Linked DNA regions of Homo sapiens: region 1 is linked to region 2. Evidence: read pairs that join two places in POLR2A ChIA-PET (ENCODE). Cell type or tissue: A673. All regions are shown on one strand. Links, peaks and the distances in the headings refer to the core of each region. The heading gives the core; the rest is flanking DNA.

Region 1 (8,000 bases), core at 1-8,000, 150 kb after region 2:
ACCCACACCGTCCCCCTTTCCCCTCCTCCAGTGCCCACCCAGCCATGGGGGTCAGCAAGGAGAGGCCACTCCTGGGTCTAGAACCAGACCAGTTCTGCTTGGGGGATGGGCTCAGGTTGGGCTGAGGGAGGACTGGGGCTGTCCTCAGAATGGGGCAGAGCTGGGGGCCCAATTTCCCCATCTGGCTGACAGCAGCAGTTTCTGGCCCTCAAGGCTGTTGGAAGGGGCATCTAGATCTCATTCCCCAGCCTTAAAGAGGGGTGAGGGCAGGCCAGGGTCAGCGTCCATTTAATAGATGGGAAACAGGGCCTGAGGAGCAAATGAGGAGGAAGGCAAAAGACAGTGGTGGGGCCCGTGGCTGGGATGATGCTGGGGCGGGCTCACTTGCCCTTTAGCATGGGGTGGGAGTCAGTGGTCCCTTCCCACACTGCAGCAGGAGGCCGAGTCTGTGCTGGCCCAGCAGGACGACTGGAGCACCGGGGGCCAAGTGAGCCGTGCTAGTCAGGTGAGCTGGGTCTGGTGGGGAGGTGTGTGTATGGGGCTCTTTCCTCCTTGGGCCCAGGGCTACTTCCCCCTCCCGCTCTTCTACAGGTCAGCAACTCCGACCACAAATCCTCCAAATCCCCAGAGTCCGACTGGAGCAGCTGGGAAGCTGAGGGCTCCTGGGAACAGGGCTGGCAGGAGCCAAGCTCCCAGGAGCCACCTCCTGACGGTACACGGCTGGCCAGCGAGTATAACTGGGGTGGCCCAGAGTCCAGCGACAAGGGCGACCCCTTCGCTACCCTGTCTGCACGTCCCAGCACCCAGGTACCCAGCACAGGTCTGGCGAGAGGGTAGAGATGGTGGACCTCAGCCAGAAGTGGGCCCCACTGCAGCCCACACTTCTCTTTACAGCCGAGGCCAGACTCTTGGGGTGAGGACAACTGGGAGGGCCTCGAGACTGACAGTCGTAAGTGCTTCCCCTGGGTGGGCTGAAGACTAGGGCTCCCCGACTAGCCCGCCCCTACAGGCCCCCGGCAGGCACTGGCTGGAGAGCTGAGACCGGGGCTCCCCTTCCTGACGCCAGGACAGGTCAAGGCTGAGCTGGCCCGGAAGAAGCGCGAGGAGCGGCGGCGGGAGATGGAGGCCAAACGCGCCGAGAGGAAGGTGGCCAAGGGCCCCATGAAGCTGGGAGCCCGGAAGCTGGACTGAACCGTGGCGGTGGCCCTTCCCGGCTGCGGAGAGCCCGCCCCACAGATGTATTTATTGTACAAACCATGTGAGCCCGGCCGGCCCAGCCAGGCCATCTCACGTGTACATAATCAGAGCCACAATAAATTCTATTTCACACCCCTTGTGCCGGGCTCAGTCTAGCCCCTGGGAGGCGGCTGGGGTCTGGCGCCGCCCTGCGCAGCCCGCGCCCACGTCAGACGTGAACATCAATTTGCTTCGAAAGCCAAGGGTAAAGAGGCACGATCTGATTTATCAGTTTCTAGGAAACACCCTCTGGGAGGAAGGCAGGCAGCGCCCGCCGGAGACCTTACAACCGCCCGCTAACCGGGGAGGGGGGCCGGTAGGGGCGCCTCGGGTCTCAAGGCGCCGGGAGGGTCTGCGGGCCCTGAAGGTCCCTGGGTCCGAGCCACAAGTCGGGGCAGAAGTGAGGCCGAGCTCGCGGAAATCCCTCAGTGATCACCGAGGTCTGGGCCGAGGGCGGCGTCGGCGGCGTCAGCGGCGGCGCTGGGGAACGCAGGCCCCGTGCGGGCGGCTGCGCGCGAAGCCGGCTTTGCAGACGCAGCGGAAGGAGCCGCTGGTGTTCACGCAGCGCTCGCTCTTGCACAGCAGCCCGCGCTGGTTCAGCTCTCGGCACTCGTCGATATCTGAAGGTGAGGGCGACAGGTGCGGCTTCGCTGAGCCTCCAGGCGGCTCCTCACCACCGGCCCCGCCCCTGCCCCCACCCCCGAAGCCCGGCTCACCCACGCAGCGGGCGCGGGAGGCGTCGAGCTGGAAGCCGCCGGGACACTCGCACACGGCGCCGCCCGGCCGCGGCACGCAGCGGCCACTCACGCAGCGACACTCGTCTGAATCCTCCTCTGAACTGTCCTCATCTGCGTGGCCCGGAACAATATGGACTTCAACACTGAGCCCCGGCCAAAGGCTACCAACCCCGCCACCGCCCGACCCGGCAGCACTCACCTCTTGGGGGCTTCCCCAACAGCAGGGGGCTTGTGTCCCAGAAGGAATTGCTCTCGCTCTGCGATGTCGGGCAATGGGACCCTGGGAGGAGCAGAACTGGTCAGCGACGTCCGGGTCCCCGGGCCCTGGCCCCCATCCTCGCTCCCGGCCAACTCCTCCCCGACTGCCTTACCCGCGCCGCGCGGCGGGCACGGTCGGCATTGGGCGCCCCAGCCGCGGCCCTGGCGGCAGCAGCAGTCGTCGAAGGTGAGGGCAGGCCCGGCCAGGGGGCCAGCGCACATGCCGTCCTCTCCGCGCTGGCTCCAGCACACGTCGCGCCGCTCCGGGGCACGCTCTGCGGAAGACACCTGGCATCAGGGGAGGGGCCCAAGGCAGGAACCGCCCGCCTCCGCCCCACCCCACCTGCGCGGGGGCCACGTGACGGACAGGGCCCCGGGATCGGCCAAGGCCAACCCTCGCCCTCACCGGCCGGGCTCTCGGGGAGCTGGCAATCGCGGCCGGAGGGCCCGGGCACCCAGGGCGGGCGACACTCGCAGCGGTAGGAGCCCGGCAGGTTGACGCAGCGGCCAGGGCGGCAGGCTGCCGGGTCCTGGCACTCGTCCACGTCTACGAACAGCGAGGGGGTGGGTGGGGGCCGTCACAGCTCGGCCCGGGCCCCGCCCCTCCCGCGTACCCCACTCCCCGGCCCGGGCCTCACCCATCTCTTCCGGGCTCAGGCACTGGCGCTGCGCGGGACTGTACTCGGCAGGGGGCGTGCAGGCACAGCGGTAGCCGCCGCGCGTGTTCTCACACACTCCGTTCCGGCAGTTGGACTCGTCCAGGCACTCGTCCACGTCTGCAGGGAGGAAAAGCGTGGGTAGCAGGGGCAGGCCCGGGATGGGCGCGGTGGCGCGTGTCTCCCTGCCGCTTCCCCACGGCCGCCGGGGGGCGGAGCTCACCCACGCATTCCAGCAGGTTCCCGTCGTAGTAGAAGCCCTGCTTGCAGTAGCACTCGTAGCCAGGCTGCGTGTTCACGCACTTGCCCTCCTTGCAAATCTCCGACCCGAACAACATGCACTCGTCGATGTCTGCGGGGTGACAAACACTGGCCGCTCCGGTCCCGCAGCTGCAGCCCGGAGGCGTGGGCTGGGCGCACCACCGGAGCGAAGCCATCCCCGGGCGGGGCCTACAGGAGGGGCGGGGCCTACAGGGCGGGGCCTGCGAGGAAGGTGCGGGCGGGGCTTACCCGGCGCGGGCAGCTGACCCAGCGAGTCCCGGCGGGATCCGGGCGAGCCCAACCCGGGGTGAGAGGGCGCGGGGCGGGCGGAGCCGCAGGGCGCTTACCACGGTGGGCTGGGATGCCGTAGTTGACGATGTTGTTGTCCTGGGTGTAGCCCTTTCCGTCTGGGCAGAGGCTGTGGAACTCGGCTGCAGGGGCAGGGCGGCCGTGGGGAGGGAAGAGGCAGGACTGAGCGCGCGCGTGGGCTTAGGGCTGCAGCCCGCCGCCTATTTCCCAACTGCCAGGGGGCGCCATTTCCCACATTTGGCTTCCAGATGAAGAAACTGAAGATCTGGGAAGGGGCCTGCCCGGCTCCTGACCTGAGCTGTAGACTGGGCAGGGGTAGATTTCGCAGTGGTCGCCCCAGCCGGCCCCCAGAGAGCAGCAGCACTCCTGCTGGGTCACGTTGGTGGCCAATACGCTGTCGCAGAACACTGTGTCATCGAAGTTCAGGTAGCACTCCTTCTTGTGGTGGGGCTGCTCCACCTCTGAGGGGCAGACGGCAGCTCAGGGTTGTGCACAGACCCCCCTTGGCCCTGTCCACCCTGCCCACCCACCACAGGTCTTTCCCCCCACATTCCCTGGCTCCCCTTAGCCTCCTCCTGAGAGTTGGCTCTGTTCTCAACGTGGTGTTCTGGACCCTTCATCGTCTGGCCCCACCAGACTCCCCCAGCCAAAAGAGATTTCTTCCGGTTCCCCAAATTTAGGAGGGTGGGGCCAGGACACATCTCTGAATCCCAGCTGCAGCTCAGGGGAGTTGTCCAGTCCGAGGGAGGAGCTGGGAGGACACTCACCCTCACAACCGTGCTGGTCCTGGGTGGGAGTGAAGCCCTCATCGCAGACACACACATAGGAGCCCTGAAGGTTCTTGCAGGCCCCATGGGGAAGGCACAGGCTCGGGTCCTGGCTGCACTCATCTATGTCTGCGGGGCAAGAGTAGCGCAGCTGGAAACCCAGCCCCTCTTTCCCTGGGGCTGCACCTCAAGGGCCTCACACAAGTTCAGAACCTGAATTTCCACTTTGGTTTCAAAGTATGTACAGCAGGAAGTCTGCTGTGTCTGTGCATGTGTCTGAATGTGCATGTGGACATTAGCTGCTGTCCTTCATAACACCTTCAGTGGCTCCCACTAACCTTACAAAACCTAAAAGTATCAGAAGCCCAAATGGAAAGGCCTCAAATGCAATTGAGCTTCCGATACCTTTAGGTCTCATCACGCCTTACTCTAGACCACCCTCCACTCCCCAACTCTGTGCTCAGGGCACCCTCCCCTCCTCTGTAAACACAACTAGCTCCTTCCAGATCTCTATGCTTTGCAATTACTGCTCTTTGGTCCTGGAATGACTTCTCGTGCCTTGCCTTTCCCATGCCTAGGGAACTCCTACTTACGTTTCAGTCCAGTTCAACATTCACCTCCCCATTGCAATTAATCATTAGTCTATACCTTTCTTGGCACCCAGGACCCTGAACTGTCAGAATCAGTTTACATGTTGGCCTCCCCTAGCTGGGAGCCCTGGGTGATTGTTGATTACCTAGTACAAAGCACAGAACCTGGAAAATAGTAGGTGCTCAATAAACTTTTTTTTTTTTTTTTTTTTTTTTTGAGATGGAATCTCACTCTCTGCCCAGGCTGGAGTACAGTGGCGTGATCTCGGCTCACTGCAACCTCCGCTTCCCATCTTCAAACGATTCTTCTGCCTCAGCCTCCCGAGTAGCTGGGACTACAGGCGTGCGCCATCACGCCCGGCTAATTTTTGTATTTTTAGTAGAGATGGGGTTTCACCATATTGGCCAGGCTGGTCTTGAACTCCTAACCTCATGATCCGCCCGCCTCAGCCTCCCAAAGTGCTGGGATTACAGGCATGAGCCACCGCCCCCAGCCTGAGCCACTGCACTCAGCCTAAACTTTTGTTGGATGAATGCATGTGTATGGGTGAGTTGATGGGGAAGACCAATACATTAATATCTGTAAAGAGCTTAACAGAGTGCCTGGCACATAGTAAGCACCACGATAGCACTAACTGTCATGTTTACTGTGATCATTGTTATTCTAGGTGAAAGACTGGAAGGCTGAGCAGATGGATGGGTGGGTGAGTGGAAGGATGAATGGAAGGATGGATGGATAGAAGGATGGATGGATGGATGGATGGATGGATGGATGGATGGATGGATAGATGGATGGATGGATGGATGAAGGATGGTTGGATGGGTGGATGGATGGATGGAGAAAGGCCACAGTGTGTCTAGGGAATTACTGCTCCCTGCCACATCCCTCAGGAACCCTCAGCCAGTCCCCCATACCTTGGCATTTCCTGCCACCCACCAGCCGATGCCCCTGGGGGCAAAGACATCTGTAGGAGCCATTGGTATTGATGCAGTCACCCCCAATGCAGGCTGCAGGGAAGTCACACTCATCAATGTCTGTAGGGGATGGAAGGGGTGGAGAATCTCAGGGGCTGATCACCAACCCCAGCCTGAGGCAGCCAAAGCTTTCTCCCAGAGCCCTGGGTCAGTCCCACGCCCCTATGCCCCAACTGAGATCTGGATTAGGACTGGACCCTGGGGGGTGGGGGTCCTGGGGTAGGGAGGGACAGGTCAGCACCCCAGCTCTAAGATCCCTCACCCTCGCAGTGGCTCCGGTCCCTGGACAGATGGTAGCCAGAGAGGCACTGACACTGGAAAGATCCTGGCGTGTTGCTGCAGATGCCATTGTCACACACGTCCCCAGCCTCACACTCGTCCACATCTGCAGGGCATAGGGGGTGTCAGAGGACCAGGCTGGGTGGTCTTGGGTTTCTACTACTGTTTTCTCACTTCTGCGCATGGCCTGGAGCACCAGAGCTGAGGCCAGCAGCACTCAGAAGCACAGGCCTCACCCTGCTTCTGGGTGGCACACAGTGCCCTGACGACCAGGTCAGGTGCTGCCAGGGTCCCTAGGCCAGGTCTGATGCTAAAGAGCCTCCCCAGCCTCCCCCGCCCTCTCTCCCTGCCCCAGCCGCTTTCACTGCTGCTCCCACCCTTCCCTCACCTGCCATGGCTCCCTTTTTCCTCTGGGGATAAACTCCCTATCCTTGTTCTTCCCACTTTCTTCTGCTCATGCAGTAAAGGAACTTGACCCTCCCCCGGGACACACTTTCCTGAGGCCTCTCTGATGGAGCCAGTTGTTGCCCACATCCCAGACCCCTCCAAGCCTGAGCTCGGCCTCTGAGGTGCCGCCGGCCTCCTGCAGCCTCAGTCCTCCTGTGGCTGTCAGCACCCACCTTCCTCATTCCTCCTGCTCTGTTTTTCTCTCCATCCTGGGAGTTTCGAACATCCGCGTGGACAACCAGGTCAGCCTCTGACCTCACATTCCTGGATCTCTCGGCTTCCGTGACCTTCCCCTCACTCTCAGGGTCCCAAGGGGATTTTCATCACTCAGATCTGCTCCACCCTGGGGCCCTCAGAGGCTGCCTTCTTTCCACTGTTCTCAAGTCCTCACCTCCACCTTCTCTCTCACAGGGCTTGGTGGCCTCCCTCTCAGTCCTCCGAGCTTGCCTGACACCCCCAGACTCTGATAGTTCCCAGCTGGAGCCCAGGGCTTATCATCCCTAGGACTCCCGTCCCTGATCCATAAACACCTCTCCTTCCTCCTCACTGTCTGGCAATGCCCAGTCTCTGGTCAGAGCTGTGGCCTGTGGATCCTGGGTGCGGAGTGGGACTGGAGCAGCCACCAAGCTGAGCATGCTGGAACATACCCACAGGCTTCAGCCTCAGTCCAACAGAGCCTCGTGTGGCTGGCACCTCCCTCTCTGACTCCTCTAAAGCTTTGACTTCCATAAAGCCCCTAGGCAGCCCCATGCCCTGGGATACTTCCAAACCGCCACTGTTCTCCTGAGTCCCCTACTCAACCCAGGCCCTTCACTGTGTATTGAGAGAATTAAAGGTAATCCCCCTTAACCCACTGAACATCGTTATCTACATCCATTCCCCTCCTGCTCCTGTTACAGCAAGAGATGTCCCTTCCGCTGGCTCTCCTCCCTCCTCTCCTGACCCTGCTGCCCTCGTCTCCTGGTCCACTCTCCTGGCATCACCTCCTCAGCCTATACCAAAGCCCCACTTTGGAAGAGCAAGAGTCCCCAGGTCTTGTTCTTCTTCACTTTCTGCCCACATATCTCTGGCCTCTGTCCCTATCATATCCCAAAAGCTACCCTGCCAAGGCTACCAGGGACCTTCTTGCCAAGGAAGGCATCACTAGGATTTCCATGTAGGATTAGGGGGCAGACCCCTAAGTCTTGTCCTAAGACTTATTGTCTCACCAGTTATTATTTTACAAGAACCTCTCTACTGCACTTGGCTCATCCTCCTCCTTCCCTGGAAATATGTCCTCCCCAGCTTCCCAGATGGTGCCCCTCAGGCGCCCCTGCCATCCCTCCCCCACCATCTCCTCCAACGCCTTCCGCAGCCTGCCCCTGAACTGTCAGTGTCCACAAGGCTCTGCTAGATGCTCTGCTTACCCAACCCACCTTGGGTTGGCTAAGCAGGCCCACCCAAGACTCCATAGCTCCCCCGGTCCATGGTCCATCATTCCAGGTG
Region 2 (15,624 bases), core at 3,924-11,923:
CGCCTGTAGTCCCAGCTACTTGGGATGCTGAGGCAGGAGAATCGCTTGAACCCGAGAGGCAGCTGTTGCAGTGAGCCAAGATCATGCCACTATACTCCAGCCTGGGCAACAGAGCGAGACTCCGTCTCAAAAAAAAAAAACAAACAAACAAACAAAAAAAAAACCCTCCTGTCTCTCGTACAGCCAGCTCTGCATGAATTAAACTCTCCTTATTGCAATTCCCCTGTCTTGACAAATTGGCTCTGTCTAGGCAGAGGGTAAGGTGAACCCAATGGGCGGTTACATTATCTCTCTCAGTGATGTTGAGCAACCTCTTCTGTGGGCCTTGGGGTCTATTATTGTTTGCCAAAGTAGGACAGCAGTCGGGCTAATTGATGTCTAAGCCTCTCAGCTCTAAAGGCTGGAGGCCGCCTCCTCCCTCACTTCAGAATGGGTCTCATTCTCTTTTCCAATCTCACCGCCTCACCCCAGTTTGAGAAAGACCCTCATTCCCACTTCCCTACAGCCTTGCTGAAGGGAAGCCCACCTAAGCATGGCGTCATCTTGTGAATCTCTAGCTCACAACCTCCAAAATGTTCTTACTGTCTAACACGCCTGCCCCATATCTGTCATCCTGGGGTTCAAGGCCTCCCCCATGGTGCCACCCACCTGCTATGCTCTCACACAGCGGGGGTCTTTCCTGGGGTCCTAACCATGCTCGTGCAGTTCCCACTACCTGGAATGCCTTTCCTTCCCCACCATCAGCCTCCCGGACTCTCTCCCAGTGCCCCTCCTTGACTAGACCCGGGTTCTAGCCTCCCCACCACCACCGCAGACACTCCCAGGTGTCAGTCTTTGACATAAAACAGAGATGTGATACTCACCTCTTAGTGAGTTCTAAGGATTAAAGCACTTTAAAAAGTGGCTGGCACGTAAATGGCAACTGCTAATACTTATTTCCACTCTCAGGACGCATGAGAATGACACAGGAAACAGGGGAAAGGGCCTGGCCCAGTGCCCCACACACAGCAAGTGAGCAGAGACTTTTCCTGCCTGTAGCATTTCATAGTTCTTAAGGCAATGCTGTCATCTTCTGTGGTTTTATTTATTTTTTTGGAGACAGAGTCTCACTGTTGTCCAGGCTGGAATACAGTGGCAGGATGGCGCTATCAGAGCTCACTGTGAGCTCACACTCCTGGGCTCCAGCGATCCTCCCACCTCAGGCTCCTGAATGGCTAGGACCACAGATGTGTGCCACCACACCTGGCTAATTTTTGGGTTTTTTACAGATGGCGTCTCACTATGTTCCCCAGGCTGGTCTTGAACTCCTGGCCTCAGGCGATCCTCCTGCCTCGGCCTCCCAAAGTGCTGTGGTTTTAAATGTGCTGTTCTCCTGGGCTTCTTTCTCTTTCCCCTCTTCCTTAACTCACCAATTAAACCACAACAGACACTTTCTGAGGGCAGGGCCACGTCTCCCCTCAGTCTCCATCCCCTGACCTAGCACAAGCCCCGCATCCAGTAAGCATTCAAAACAACACTGAACTCTTCTGCTCCTGCTTCACTCCAGCTGGGTCAAGAGGCCATGGAGATACAGTGTGTCCTGGTCTGAGGGTCCCAGAGCTGAGAACCAGGAAGGAGATGCCTGCCCCCACTGGACACCCTTCCCTGCAGCCCACATCTGAGCTTCCTCAAGTCCTTAAGTCACATTGGCAAGGCAAATGTGATGTCATGGGCTCAGCTGTGGGGCAGTGTGGATCATAGGAGGGCAGGCAGAGCTGGTTCACATACCAAAGAAGGCTGGACTGGGTCAGGAGCTAGAGCTGCTTTCCAATCCCAGGGAACCAGGGCAAAGTGAACCCACTGCCCTCTGTTCCTGATCACCAAGCCCACTGCTGTCACTTGGGACAACTTCTGGTTCCTCTGGCCCCAGAAGGTGCCCCATGGACTTATTTTTCTCCCTGAGTTCCACATCTCAGATGCACACATGTTGCATTACCAGGACATGTCAGTGACATGGCCCTGAGGGTAGGTGGTTTCACACCTGCCTCTTTGGGGCCCCAAGTCTCCTCCCAGCCTGGGAAAACCTCAAGGTCTCCCAGGCTGTTGTGTAAGATAGTAAGGGCTCATGTCACTGCTCCCTGGAAAAACAGAGTGTCTGTCCTGGTTTTCTGATTTAGACATATATATATAAATTTTTTTTTTTTTTCAGACGGAGTCTCGCCGTCGCCCAGGCTAGAGTGCAGTGGTGTGATCTCGGCTCACTGCAGGCTCCGCCCCCTGGGGTTCACACCATTCTCCTGCCTCAGCCTTCCCGCGTAGCTGGGACTACAGGCGCCCGCCACCTCGCCCGGCTAATTTTTTGTATTTTTAGTAGAGACGGGGTTTCATCGTGTTAGCCAGGATGGTCTGGATCTCCTGACCTCGTGATCCGCCCGCCTCGGCCTCCCAAAGTGCTGGGATTACAGGCGTGAGCCACCGCGCCCGGCCGACATAGACATATATTAATAATCATTTAGAGAGTAGGGATAGTCCTTGGGGGTCATTCAGTTCAACCACCTCATTTTACAGATGAGGAAAACTGAGGCCCAGAGGAGAAGGGACTTGTCCAGGATGAGTCTGGGCCAGGACTCATTCTCCTGACCACTGCCGAGAGCGCCACGGTACAGGCCGCTGCCAGCGCCGCATGGATCCCTGGCACGTGCCAGGAAGTGTCCATTTCACAGGCAGGGAACTAGCCCGAAGACCCAGCGTGGGCAGGCCAACGCCCCTAGCCTGATTCTCGAATCTTCGCCAAACCCTCTTACAGGCCAACAGTCGGGGCCTTTGTGAAGGGAAACTCGCTCTGGGTCACTCTGGTGGTGGCGGGGCTGGTACGTGACGCGGCCACCCCACGGGCGTGATGAGACACGCGAGGCTGGCGTCCGGGCATGCGCGGGCCGCGCGGGGCGGCCCTGGGCTCCCATTGGCTCCCCCGGGTCGAAGGGGGCGGGGCCTCGGGCGCCGCGCTTCCTCCCGCCGTGGCTTCCGCGTCGCTTCCCGGTCAGCTGCGTCCTTAGCGGGAGCCCGAGTGCGGGCGGTGGCGGGCTTGGCGGCGGGGCAGGATTCCAGGCAGGAGCCTTGCCTCTCAGGTGGCGGGCTCTGCGACCCTGCGAGGTGAGAGCACAGCGACGTCTGGCCCGGGCCTCCGTCCCCGGCTGGGCGTGCGCCTTGCCCTGCCTGGGCATCCAGGTCGACCCCCGGTTCTTGACCGTAGCAACCCGCACCCCTCCCACCAGCGCCCGGTCTGCACTCTTGGCCCCTCCAGGCAGCGCCGCTCAACCTTGCGGACCCAGCCTGGGATCCCTTACCGTACTCACCGAGAGCTTGAGGAGACCTCCAGCCCCCCATCCCTGGCTCCCGGTAACTGCTGTTTCTCTTTGCCTTTGCAGATGGACGGGACAGAAGGCAGTGCCGGGCAGCCCGGCCCCGCTGAGCGATCCCACCGAAGCAGCGTGTCCTCCGTGGGAGCCCGAGGTGGGTCCCACCCGCATCTCCTCTTCCACACCCTCCTGGGACCCCAGCCCTGGAGAAGTAGCTCTGGCTTGTCTTCTTTTTCATTAAAGATAATTTATGTATCGACTAAGAAATAATAAGGTACATTCAGATGTGGAAAACTCACAGAAGTCAGAGGCTCTGTCACTAGTTTACTGGCCAGGTTGGGTCCTCGCTCTCATTTGTAAAATGAGCTTGTTTAACATAGCTGTGAAATTCAAATGAGATTATATGAATGAAAAGTGAAGGCTGATGTGGTTCATGCTTGTAATCCCAGAACTTTGGGAGGCCAAGGTGGGCAGACCACATGTGCCCAGGAGTTCGAGACCAGCCTGGGCAACATAGACAAAAAAGAAAGTGACACGTTCACTTTCTTTGTGTCATTTCTTTTTTTCTTTCTTTCCTTTCTTTCTTTCTTTGACAGAGTCTCCCTCTGTCGCCCAGGCTGGAGTGCAGTGGTGCGATCTCAGCTCACTGCAAGCCCCGCCTTCGGGGTTCACGCCATTCTCCTGCCTCAGCCTCCCGAGTAGCTAGGACTACAGGCGCCCGCCACCACGCCTGGCTAATTTTTTGCATTTTTAGTAGAGACGGGGTTTCATCGTGTTAGCCAGGATGGTCTCGATCTCCTGACCTCGTGATCTGCCTGCCTCAGCCTCTCAAAGTGCTGGGATTACAGGCGTGAGCCACCACACCCGGCTGTGTCCTTTCTTTCTCCCAAACAGCCTTTTGAAAGCAGGGATCAGGCTGGGCGTAGTAGCTCACACCTGTAATCCCAGCACTTTGGGAGGCCGAGGCGGGTGGATCACTTGAAGTTGAGAATTCCAAGAGCAGCCTGACCAACATGGAGAAACCCCTGTCTCTACTAAAAATGCAAATTAGCTGGGCGTGGTGGCACATGCCTGTAATCCCAGCTACTCAGGAGGCTGAGGCAGGAGAATGACTTGAACCTGAGAGGCGGAGGTTGCGGTGAGCTGAGCTCGCACCATTGCACTCCAGCCTGGGCAACGAGGGTGAAACTCCGTCTCAAAAAAAAAAAAAAACAGGGATCATATCATGATCTTCATTTGATAGGGAGGAAACTGGGCCCTAGGGAGGTTAAGTCCCAGGCAGGCTGTGGAAGCTCTCCAGGTGATTACATACTGCAGCTTCTGGTGCCTCAGTTCTTGCCTGAGAAGTAGATCTGAACCTGAGCCTCCTCGAAGTGATTTTGTGATCTCTGAGAGTAGCTGCTGGAGCATAACAGACTGGGGGTCCGAGGAGCACCTTCTCTTGTGTAGATGAGAAACCGTGCCCTTCCCTTCCACACACTCTTGGAGGGAGGAGTATTAGCTCTACTTTTACAGATGAGGCAACTGACAACTTAAATTGACTCCCTGAAGTTGGCCAGCGACCAGGCAAGGATGGGAACCCGAGTATGTCGGCCCCAAACTCCAGTGTTCCTTCACCATGCCTGCAGTCTCAGGGATGGGGATTTGAATCTGGTTGCTCTTCCAGGTGTCTCCATTTGGCTCTGGAACCCACAAGTTGTCACAAGGGAACTCTCAGCTATTTGGGCTGTTCTTCCCTAGCCTGCTTCGTATTGACTCCTGAGGCTTAAAGAGTCCTCAGACTTAAAGAGTCCCAAGGAAGCTGAGACCTGGAACTTGCTTTAACCTGGGTGACCTAAAGAATTATCTCTTCGCATCTTAGCCTCAGTCAGAGAGAGACTTGCCTAAGGACAGCAGCGGGTTACCAGCTCTCGCTCCTGCCAGCCAGCCAGACTAACTGCCATAGCCTCAGGATGGTTTCAGCCTCTCTATGCTGTGGTTTCAGCCTCTCTGTGCTGTAGTTTCACATCTGTGGCATGTTCTTGTTCAGGGCAGAAGAACAGTTGAATCCTTGGGGCAGCTATGGTGGTGAGGGGCAGGTTTGCAATGGCCAGGCTTAATTTGAATCTTGGGGGATTGCGGTGGGGCTGGTCTCTGGGCAGGAGTTACTGGGTTTCTGGGTGGTTTAAGGGTGTCAAGGAAGCACTAATAGATAGCATTCGTGATAGGGTCTTTTGGGGCTGCTGGGGCTCTGCCTCTGGCGAGGACTCTGTCTCAGGAGCGTAGCCCTGGTCACCCCTGAGGGGTGTAGGGTGGGGGCTCCAGCCCCAGTGGGTGGTAGAGGGTGCCTGGTTGGCCTGGCCTGGCTGTGCCAGGCAGAGGCCTCAGCTGAGCCTGCCTGGTCTCCATCACAGCGGCTGACGTGCTGGTATACCTAGCGGATGACACGGTGGTGCCCCTGGCTGTGGAGAACCTGCCCTCGCTCAGTGCCCATGAGCTGCACCGCGCTGTCCGCGAGGTCCTGCAGCTTCCAGACATCGCCCTGGATGTCTTCGCGCTCTGGCTGGTCTCCCCTCTGCTGGGTAAGGCTTGGCAGTGAGGAGCCCAGGCTGGAGGGTTGGAAGGGCACTGACCAGTACAGGAGGGAGGGGGCAGTGTTTGGAGCCGCTGGGGAGCCGCTGGCCACTGCCCATGGGGAAAGGTGGGACTTGGGTTTATCCTGAGCTGTCCACCTGTCTGAGCACCTAGAGCCCTGAGAAGGCCCCCGCTCCTGGCCCTGCTGTCTGTCTTTCTGCTGGTGGTGGAGGAGTGGACACGCCTGCCCCCCAGGTCGTGCTGGGACTGGGTGGTCCAGGAACAGTACCGCAGGAGGGAGGGAGGAAGGGGGCCTTGTCTGCCGAGCATAACCTTTGCCACAACCTGGGTGGTGTTTGGGAACCATGATTTCACCTTGTCCTCAGGCCTAGGCCAGTCTTGCAGATGGAAGTTGTAGTTAGGGTGGCGAGACCACTGTGTGGCAGGAGCAAGACAGACCCAGGCCTGAGTGGCTTCCCGGTCGGCCTCTTTGAACTGTTCCTGTTCCTTGGGGACAGGGAGGAGAAGGGACATGGCTCAGGAAGTAGGCCCCTCTGACCCTGAGGCTCTTAGTGAGGGTGGGAAGAGTAGAGACTTGACTTCTCTGGGAGGGGGGTCTTCAGCCTCCAGCCCTGCCTGGCTGGCCTCGTGACCACCCACATCCTGCCCTTTCAAGCTGAAATTGCAAGATGGAGGGACTTAAGGGCGGTGGCTCTCTAGACACTCAGCCCAGGGTCCCTCAGTGAACAGGGTCTCTGAGCCTGCTGGTTCGCACAGGAGGGGGCCAAGGGAGAGGCTGCCCCATGTTGTTTAGTAAATCGGTGCCATAGGCCGGGCGAGTTTTCTTAGCTTACACATTCCCTTCGTTATAGAGGAATGCAGGCAAGAAGAGGGTGACCAGTCCCATTGAGGGAGTGCGTAGGACAGCCTGGTTTAGGTCCAAGGGGCCCCCAGCAGTTATGTCTTCTCCTGAGGCTGCTGGTTGGGGGAGAGGGAACATTTGGCACCCCTGCTCCCCACCCTCATCCTTCTCTCCACCCCCTCCCCCCTGCCAGTAGGAGCTTCCTGCTCAGCTGCTGCTGGGAGGTGCCCGCCCACCCTCTTCCTGCTGCCCCGGCTCCTCGGCCACCTCATGCCCAGCCTGGTCACCTCTCTTTCACCTCCGGGCCTCGAGTCAGGACTGTGGGCCCCTTGGTTTGTGTCTGAAAGCTGGGGGTACAGTTCTGCATGGGTTGGCCCCTGCCTTACCTCGGGAAGCTCCCAGAGCCTGCTGGGCAGCCTGCCTCCTCCTCTCACCTCCTCCGTCTCCACTCCCTCCTCACCACATTCCGGCTCTCCCACGGCCGGAGGCCGTGAATGGGCTGCTTTGTTGCCCGGCCCACACAGGAGGATGGTGGCAGAAGACCCCGGCACAAAGTCAGCACCCACTCTGTTCCCAGGCTGGGTTCAGGGAGGCTGAAAAGCCACTTCAGCTGTGACTTGGGCCCCCCCAGAACCCTTTTCCCCCGGCCCCTGCACCCCTGATGGGGTGAACCGGTGACAGATGCCCCAGGGCCGTGAGTGCCCTGCAAGGGCAGGGAGGGGCGCTGTCTTCTGGAGCTGCCCTTCATGCCGGATGTTTTGGCAGGGCTTAGCCTTCTCAATGTCGTTGTCACTCTGCGTGGAACAGGGCTCCAGGGCCCTTCCGTCCCATTTGGATAGCAGCCTCCAGGCAGGAAGGCCCCATCTGGAAGTGTCTGGGACTGCGGGAGTTCTGAAGACAGGAAGGAGTCTTTTGAGCTGCTGGGGCTTGGGGTTAAGGCTGGTCAGGGCTGGGCTGTAGGCAGCAGGAAGGACATCCTTGTCTCCAGGGTGTCCCTAGGCCCCATCTTGTCAGTTACTGTGCTTGTTCCACAAGGACGTGCAAAGCCTCTCTCAGGCCACGTGGTATTCTAGATGCTGGGAATACAGGAGGGAAGACCCTGGTGGAACTTAATTTAACTTAATTTTATTTATTTATTTTTTTTTTGAGACAGAGTCTCACTCTGTTGCCCAGGTTGGAGTGCAGTGGTGCAATCCCAGCTCACTGCAACCTCCGCCTCCTGGGTTCAAGCGATTCTTCTGCCTCAGCCTCCCGAGTAGCTGGGATTACAAGCAAGCGACACCACGCCTGGCTAATTTTTGTATTTTTAGTAGAGACGGGGTTTTCCCACGTTGAGCAGGCTGGTCTCGAACTTCTGACCTCAAGTGATCCACCCGCCTCAGCCTCCCAAAGTGCTGGGATTACAGACATGAACCATCACGCCCGGCCACCATTGGAATTTTAGAGCCTAAAGGATGGTAAAGGGGGGTTTAGGAAGCAGAGCTCTGTTCCTGGTTTAGCCAGTAGCCCCATGTGGCCTCAGGCACTGTGCCTTCCCCAGCTTCAGTTTCCCTGCTGTAAAGTGGGTGATCTCCATGTCCTCCAGCCCTTTGAGTTCCCAGACAGAGAGAGCATGAGGACCCCATGAGGGGCTCAGTGGCCAAGTGAGGGGAGTTAATGGAGCCCTTTCTGGAGGGAGTGGGGAGGCAACTATTGGGGGTAAATGGTGTTTCCCTACTGGAGGTGGTGACAGATGGGTGGGGCCCAGGGTCTAGGTTGTAAAGGAGGGCTGTGGGGCCTCTGGGAAATCTGGACCAGAAATGTTGGGACGAGAAAGGGCTGCAGAGGCTGGATGCAGGGGTGGGTGGAAGGGCTGTGGGCAAGGGGGCCCGTGTGGAGCTGTGGCTGCTCTTCCAGGTGGAAGGCCCAGATGGCCCAAAGAGCAGAGACAAGGACCCCTGGCCTCAGGCCAGCAGGAGGGGCGATTGGCCATCAGTGGGGACTGCCTAAGGGTAGAGCAGGGAGATGTGGATCAGGCAGCGCTCGGGAAGCTTGGAGCAAGCGCTGGCTCCTGCACCCCGGTGACGGACATCCCCATACATCTCTGGATGAACTTGGAAGTGGCCTCACACCTCTCAAAGGCAGAGAACCCGGTGGCCACTGTTTTTTGGTGGGTGCTGGTGTGTGAGCTGAAAGGCTTTGTCCCTCCTGGCCTGAGGCATTGAGTCCTGGGTCCAGAGCAGTGGTGGCATGGGGCAGCCTGGAGTTTGAGGGGCTGGACTGCTGCACTTGGTCATTCTGCCAACCCCTGGCGAGGTCACTGTGCCCCAGGGATACGGCGGTGGACAATTCTGCAGCCCCTGTGGGTGGCAGCAGCGAGGAATGTCAGGTAGTGATCAGCCTGTGAAGGCAAACAGATGTGGCACCATTGGGGTGATGGAAAATTTTGAGGAGGGGCTGCCTTAATTAGGGGTCCAGGGAAGGTGGCCCTTGAACTTAGACCTGAATCAGCCAGCCACGGGAGGATCTGGGGCAAAGGAGTCCAGGAAAAGAAGAACATCAAGCGCAGAGGCCCTGGCACAAGCAAGCTGGGGATGATTTAAGGAGATTTAAGAAGGCCAAGGTGGCAGGAGCAGAGTGGGAGAGGCAGTGAGAGAGGAGATAAGGTGGGAGGGCCAGGCAGGAGCTGGGTTGCGTGTGGGCCACGGAGGTGCAGAGCTTGCAGGATGGAAGGTCAGCTGGAGCTCCTCAGAGGTGTCAGAGGTGGGCAGTGATGACGGGGAGGCCCAGGCTCTGCCAGTGGGGGGGCAAGGCAGCCCCTTGGGCCTCTGGGCCCCAGTTGTCAATTTCCAGTTCTGCTTCCTGATGGCACTGAGGGTTCCTTTGTGCCCCAGCACCTTCCATTGGCCAGTCTCCAGTTTCAGCTTGCCGTGGGGCTGCAGTGAACACTTAGTGGCTGGCTCTGCCTGGAGCCAGACCCCCGTCGCTTGCTGTGTGACTGTGGACAAGGAACTTGGCCTCTCTGAGGCTCATTTGCTCTATGGGTGAAATGGGGGATAGGGTTATTGCAGAGTAAATGGCTCTGGACCCTTGGCACCTGCTCAGTTACTATTGGTTGCGACTGTCGTCATGCTGTGCGGTGTGATAGGTGGAAGGGCAGCCACTGGACTGGCCGGAGGCTGCATGGGCCACTCCCCATCTCGTCCTGCAGAGGTGCAGCTGAAACCCAAGCACCAGCCCTACAAGCTGGGACGCCAGTGGCCGGAGCTGCTGCTGCGCTTCACCAGTGCCCCAGACGATGACGTGGCCATGGGTCAGTGCTGCTGCCTGTCTGTCCTTGCCTCGGGACCACCTGAGTCTGCATCTCTGGCTCCCAGCCCAGCCAGGGCCCTGCCAGCAAGGAGCTGCCCTGGCTGAGGGGCAGGGCCTGCATCTCCCCCAGGCTCCGTCAGCCACCCCTGGCAGGGGAGGAAGGGGTCCCTGAGTGAAGCCCCATTGGGGGATGGGCTGGGAGCCACCGGGGCACGTTGGGATGAGCTGCACACTCCACCCTCTGCACGGCCCTCCGGTTTTCTCAGCCCTGGTGGGTGAGGTTGGTGGCCAGGGCCTGGGCCAATCGGGAGAGGGGAGGGCTAAGCAGAGTGGGGATGCCCGGCAGTGACCCAGCCTCTCTCCCCAGATGAGCCTTTCCTGCAGTTCCGAAGGAACGTGTTCTTCCCAAAGCGGCGGGAGCTCCAGGTGAGGCAGGAGCCCTGGTGGCCCCACCAGGCCTGGCCCCTTGTGCCCAGCCTCCCTGTCCCTAGACCCCTGGACATTCGCACCTTGCCCCAGCCCAACTGAGCAGCTCTCCCTGCCCCAGCCCAGCTGAGCGGCTGTCCCTGCCACACCCCCCTGCAGATCCATGACGAGGAGGTCCTGCGGCTGCTCTATGAGGAGGCCAAGGGCAACGTGCTGGCTGCACGGTACCCGTGCGACGTGGAGGACTGCGAGGCTCTGGGCGCCCTGGTGTGCCGCGTGCAGCTTGGGCCCTACCAGCCCGGCCGGCCGGCAGCCTGCGACCTGAGGTGAGGGCCTGTGTGACTTGAGGCGGGGGCGCTGGGTGGGGGAGTTTGTCCTTGGAATGGAACTTACAAGCAGTCTTCAGTCTCGCAAGGTGGGGGCAGGGTCCTGGAGTCAGGAGGCCTCAGCCCCGCAGGCTCACTCTGGCCCTAGGCAGTTGTTCCGCCCCTCAGCCTCCTTTTCCTCACCTGTCCTGGGCTGGAGCCTCAGGTGAAGTGAAGTCTGGGAGAAGAATCTGGAGCCCTGCCTCCTGCCGGCCAGGGTCAGAGGAGCTGGGCTTTTGGAGTCACAGCCAGGGACCACCCAGATACTGACCCTTTGTCACCAGTAACAGGCCAGCTTAGTTCCAGACTTCTGGGGTGTTCCCCAGGCGGTCGGCAAGCTGGCTGTCCACCTCCCAGCCCTCTCCAGGAGCCGAGTTCTCTGCTGTGTAAATTAGCAGGGCCTTGGGTGGCGAGGATTGAGTCTGCCCTGCCAAAGCCCAGGCCGGTCTCTGGTCTCCATGGAGGATTATCCCGAGGTTTAGAAATAATTCCAGTGAAGGGGCCGGACGCGGTGGCCCAGGCCTGTAATCCCAACACTTTGGGAGGTCAAGGCAGGCAAATCGCTTAAGGTCAGGAGTATGAGACCAGCCTGGCCAACATGGTGAAACCCCATCTCTACTAAAAACACAATAAGTAGCCAGGTGTGGTGGCACACACCTGTAATCCCAGCCGTTTGGGAGGCTGAGGCAGGAGAATCACTTGAACCTGGGAGGTGGAGGTTGCAGTGAGCCAAGGGCATGTCACTGCACTCCAGTCTGGGTGACAGAGTGAGACTCTGTCTTAAAAAAAAAAAAAATGCCGGGTGCGGTGGCTCACGCCTGTAATCCCAACACTTTGGGAGGCCGAGGCGGGCAGATCACCTGAGGTCAGGAGTTCAAGACCAGCCTCAACGTGGAGAAACCCCGTCTCTACTAAAAATACAAAATTATCTGGGCAAGGTGGTGCATGCCTGTAATCCCAGCTACTCGGGAGGCTGAGGCAGGAGAATTGCTTGAACTTGGCAGATGGAGGTTGCAGTGAGCCGAGATCAAGCCATTGCACTCTAGCCTGGGCAACAAGAGCGAAACTCCGTCTCAAAAAAGAAAAAAAAGGACTGAGCGCTCCAACTGCAGCTTATCTGATGGCCGGTCCACAGCCCACAGAGTACCCGCTGCCTGAGGCGGGGAACCAACTGTGGGTATGCCAGGGCCTCTCCTCCTTCATGTGGGGCGGGGGAGATGCCCTTTCTTTTGTGAGCCTGTGCTAGTTGTAGGTTGGCGTTTTCACGTTTTTATCTGGCAGAACAAAGCATTGAGAGCATTAAAACCCCTGCACCAGTTTTGGTTATAAAAGTTCCACCAGTTCAGAAATCCCAACGTTCCTGACTTGGTGACACAGATGTTGCTCTGAAACCCTCCTGCTGCAGTCTGATTCTAGGCAGGTGGGGGCTCTTTGTTCGGCCTCCAGACCTTCCCTCAGCCTCTCACCTCTGCTGTGAGCTGCAGACCTGGGCCCATCTCCTGGGCCTCCTTCACTCGCCTGGCTGCCCTGTGTGTCTGTGTGCCCTCGCAGGTGGGGGTCAGGGACCTCTGCAGTGCCGGGCACACTGCGGGTGCTCAGGGTGGTGGGTTCCTTCCCTTCTGGGGGTGAAGAGGGGCCTGGTGACTCCTCGTGTCTTTCCCTTCGGCTCCTATGAGTTTCCTGGGTGGACACGTGGTAACCAACCAGGCAGGAGGCAGGAAGGGTTGGGTGACAGGACCAGGCCCCATGGGGGCCCTTGGTGCACATGGGGCTGCAGTGCAGAGGCTGCCGGCTCAGGCAGGACTGGTGGGAAGTGCAGGAAGGTGGGGCCCGGGTTCCTGTTCCTGGATGGAGATGCAGGCATCTGGAGCCGCAGGATGAGCCTTTGGCTTCAGACGGTGACCCCGGGTCAGACGGGCAGAGGGACAGCCCCAGGTGGGCCTCATAGGGAGCCCCATCACAATCCTTGGCCTGCACCTGGAGAGCTTGTCAAGTTTTAGGGCCGGGGGAGCTCACCTGGGACAGGTGGGGGTGTCACCATCCCCACTCTGCAAAGGAAGCAGGCGCAGGACAGGAGGTGCCTCTCACCAGCTGTACAGCTGCTCTCGGCAGAAGCAGACAGGCTGGCCCTGGAGTCTGCCCTTCGGAGGGGGGCCGAGAACTGAACCCCCTCTGTCTGGTGCCTGGGTCTCCCCTTGTGGGCTCCTTACCCAGCCTCTGACTTGGAAGTAGATGTGTGTCTGCTTCCTCCAGGCAGCCTTGCTTCCCTCGCCCTCCCCCGTGAGCCTGGCACCTCTGGTTGGGCCGCTAGCACCTGTCTTCCTTCCTCCACAGGGAGAAGCTGGACTCCTTCCTCCCTGCCCACCTCTGTAAGCGGGGCCAGAGTCTCTTTGCTGCCCTCCGGGGCCGTGGGGCCAGGGCCGGGCCGGGCGAGCAGGGCCTGCTGAACGCCTACCGCCAGGTGCAGGAGGTCAGCAGCGACGGCGGGTGCGAGGCCGCCCTGGGCACCCACTACCGCGCCTATCTCCTCAAGTGCCACGAGCTGCCGTTTTATGGGTAAGAGCCACAGCCCCGCGGTCCCCCACCCCCTCCGCAGGCTGTTCTTGGGCTTTGCTAGCACAGCTGCCAGTGAGCCCACCTCTGCTCCAGCTGAGCTGTGTCCCCATGAAGTGGTGTCTTGTCACGAGCACCTCAGGCCCCACCGTTCCAAGCTGGGCACCTGTCCTCCCCTTCCTCCTGTCAGGGGCTGGGACACCTTGGATGGGTCCTCTCCTTCTACCTGGCACAGTCACCTCGTCACTGGCCCGGCCGACCTCGCCTTCAGCCAGCTGTCTCTGTCACGCAATTGTTGTCTAACAAACAGCTCTGTGCACCTACTGCACGCACGCTCCCTGGGCACTGGAGGTCCCCCTGAGCCAGAGACACCGTGCCCCTGCCTGATGAAGCTGATGTTCTAGTGGAGAGAGACGAGAACACAGAGGTTGAGGAGAGCCTGTCATTGGGCACAGGCGGCAGCCAGGAGACCAGAGGATGGGGTGTGGCTTGGGCCTTGTGGTCAGAACAGGTGAGATGGTCAGATGCAGGACGTTCTGAGGGCAGAGTGACAGGATTTGCCAGATGGATGTGCAGTGGATGAAGCGAAGGAGAGGAGGCAGAGAGGACTGGCCTAAGCCCCTGGCAGATGGCGTTGTCCTCCGCTGAGCTGGGGGCGGCACTGTGGAGTGGTCAGGGAAAGTTTAGGAATTTGGTTTTTTGTTTTTGTTTTGAGACAGGGTCTTGCTCTGTCACTCAGGCTGGAGTGCAGTGGCACAATCGTGGCTCACTGCAGGCTCGACCTCCTGGGCTCAAGCAAGCCTCCTGAGTCGCTGGGACCACAGGTGTGCAGCACCATGCCCGGGTAATTTTTCTTTCTTTTTTTTTTTTTTTTTTGAGATGGAGTATCGCTCTTGTTGCCAGGCTGGAGTGCAATGCCATGATCTCGGCTCACTGCAACCTCTGCCTCCCAGGTTCAAGCGATTTTCCTGCCTCAGCCTCCCAAGTAGCTGGGACTACAGGTCTGCACCACTATGCACGGCTAATTTTTGTATTTTTAGTAGAGATAGGGTTTCACCATGTTGGCCAGGCTGATCTTGAACTCCTCACCTCAGGTGATCCGCCTGCCTCAGCCTCCCAAAGTGCTGGGAGCCACCACGCCTGGCCTAATTTTTGTATTTTTTGTAGAGACGGGGTTTTGCCTGTTGGCCAGGCTGGTCTGGAACCCTGGGGTCAAGTGATGCTCCCGCCTCAGCCTCCCACAGCACTGGGATCATACGCATGAGCCACCGTGCCTGGCTGGGAGCTTGCTTTGGACATGTTGATTTTGAGATACTTGTTAGACGCCCCACTGGCGACTTCGAGTGGGCATCTGGTGTCTAGTGCAGTCTGAACTGGAGCTCGTATTTGGCGAATCCTATGCATATGGATGGCACCTGAAGCCTGGAGAGATGCTGGGAGGCAAGTGTGGGCCAGGTGAGAAGGGGCCCTGGGCCCCCCAGCAAGGCAGGAGGGCTCTACCCGCAGCAGCTCCTAGCGCATGCCCCGCTTGTCCTCCTGGCAGCTGGCGATGGATGTGGGCTCCAGCCTGGTGGGCGAGCGTGAGCAGGGATGGAGACAGTGAGTGTGACCAGCTGTCACAACTCTGCTGTAAAATGGGGTCAAGCAACGGGTCTTGTAGTGGTTTTGAGGGGGAGGTGACAGCCCATGTGTGCTGACCGGCAGGTGGCCCTCTCCTGGCTGCTTTGGTTTCCTCAGTGAAATCGGAGGGCTGGCCATCAGCTGAGCTTGGGGGACAGAAGTCTTCCGGAGGAGGCTGGAGCAGGACGGCCCCAGGAATTCAAGGTGGCCCATGCTGGTCTCCAGCCCCATCCCATCGCGTGGAGAGAGCGGGGTTTAACTTGGGCTCTGGCTCAGTGGGTGGTGAGGGCAAGGGTGAGCCTGAGGGACAGGAGAAGGCAAGGCTGCAGGAGGGACAGGTGGCAGCTCTTCTCAATGTTTTTTTTTTTTTTTTTTTTTGAGATGGAGTCTCGCTCTGTTGCCCAGGCTGGAGTGCAGTGGCACGATCTTGGCTCACTGCGAGCTCCGCCTCCCAGGTTCACGCCATTTTCCTGCCTCAGCCTCCGGAGTAGCTGGGATTACAGGTGCCCACCACCATGCCCGGCTAATTTTTTTTGTATTTTTAGTAGAGATGGGGTTTCACCCTGTTAGCCAGGATGGTCTCAATCTCCTGACCTCATGACCCGCCTGCCTCGGC

What was found. Peaks named below come from ENCODE experiments on the same cell type or tissue, not always from the same donor. Only the 100,000 strongest peaks of a DNase experiment are listed, where the experiment ranks them.
Region 1: POLR2A ChIA-PET joins it to region 2 with 16 read pairs; 11 of 35 experiments call an interaction of 5 or more read pairs at or near these places.

What each region holds. Positions count from the first base shown.
Region 1 is chr11:65,537,376-65,545,375 of GRCh38, forward strand. It overlaps SCYL1 (SCY1 like pseudokinase 1), which reads left to right. Exons shown (of 18, transcript NM_020680.4): 15 at 434-505; 16 at 592-807; 17 at 895-949; 18 at 1,067-1,329. The coding sequence ends at 1,191. It overlaps LTBP3 (latent transforming growth factor beta binding protein 3), which reads right to left. Exons shown (of 28, transcript NM_001130144.3): 17 at 6,052-6,174; 18 at 5,730-5,849; 19 at 4,225-4,353; 20 at 3,751-3,918; 21 at 3,496-3,579; 22 at 3,111-3,239; 23 at 2,870-3,007; 24 at 2,638-2,778; 25 at 2,345-2,506; 26 at 2,173-2,253; 27 at 1,953-2,084; 28 at 1,184-1,856. The coding sequence ends at 1,705. Among named protein-coding and RNA genes, the nearest start is that of SCYL1, 16 kb to the left of the region's middle. RefSeq lists enhancers at 629-1,133, 1,134-1,637, 3,243-3,537, 3,754-3,803 and silencers at 2,494-2,693, 2,744-3,503. In A673, for the core only: CTCF peaks have their summits at 2,939 and 3,680; DNase peaks (open chromatin) are centred at 3,016, 3,366 and 3,646; H3K4me3 peaks cover 1,208 bases; H3K27ac peaks cover 2,338 bases.
Region 2 is chr11:65,383,630-65,399,253 of GRCh38, forward strand. FRMD8 (FERM domain containing 8) reads left to right here and starts at 3,008. Exons shown (of 11, transcript NM_031904.5): 1 at 3,008-3,132; 2 at 3,408-3,492; 3 at 5,732-5,899; 4 at 9,944-10,045; 5 at 10,412-10,470; 6 at 10,630-10,796; 7 at 13,170-13,391. The coding sequence starts at 3,408. It also overlaps a transcript of SLC25A45 not described here. RefSeq lists enhancers at 1-237, 2,724-3,312, 5,352-5,986, 8,923-9,509 and silencers at 149-443, 2,815-3,394. In A673, for the core only: no CTCF peak of the experiment used is centred there; DNase peaks (open chromatin) are centred at 6,822 and 7,592; H3K4me3 peaks cover 2,226 bases; H3K27ac peaks cover 5,312 bases.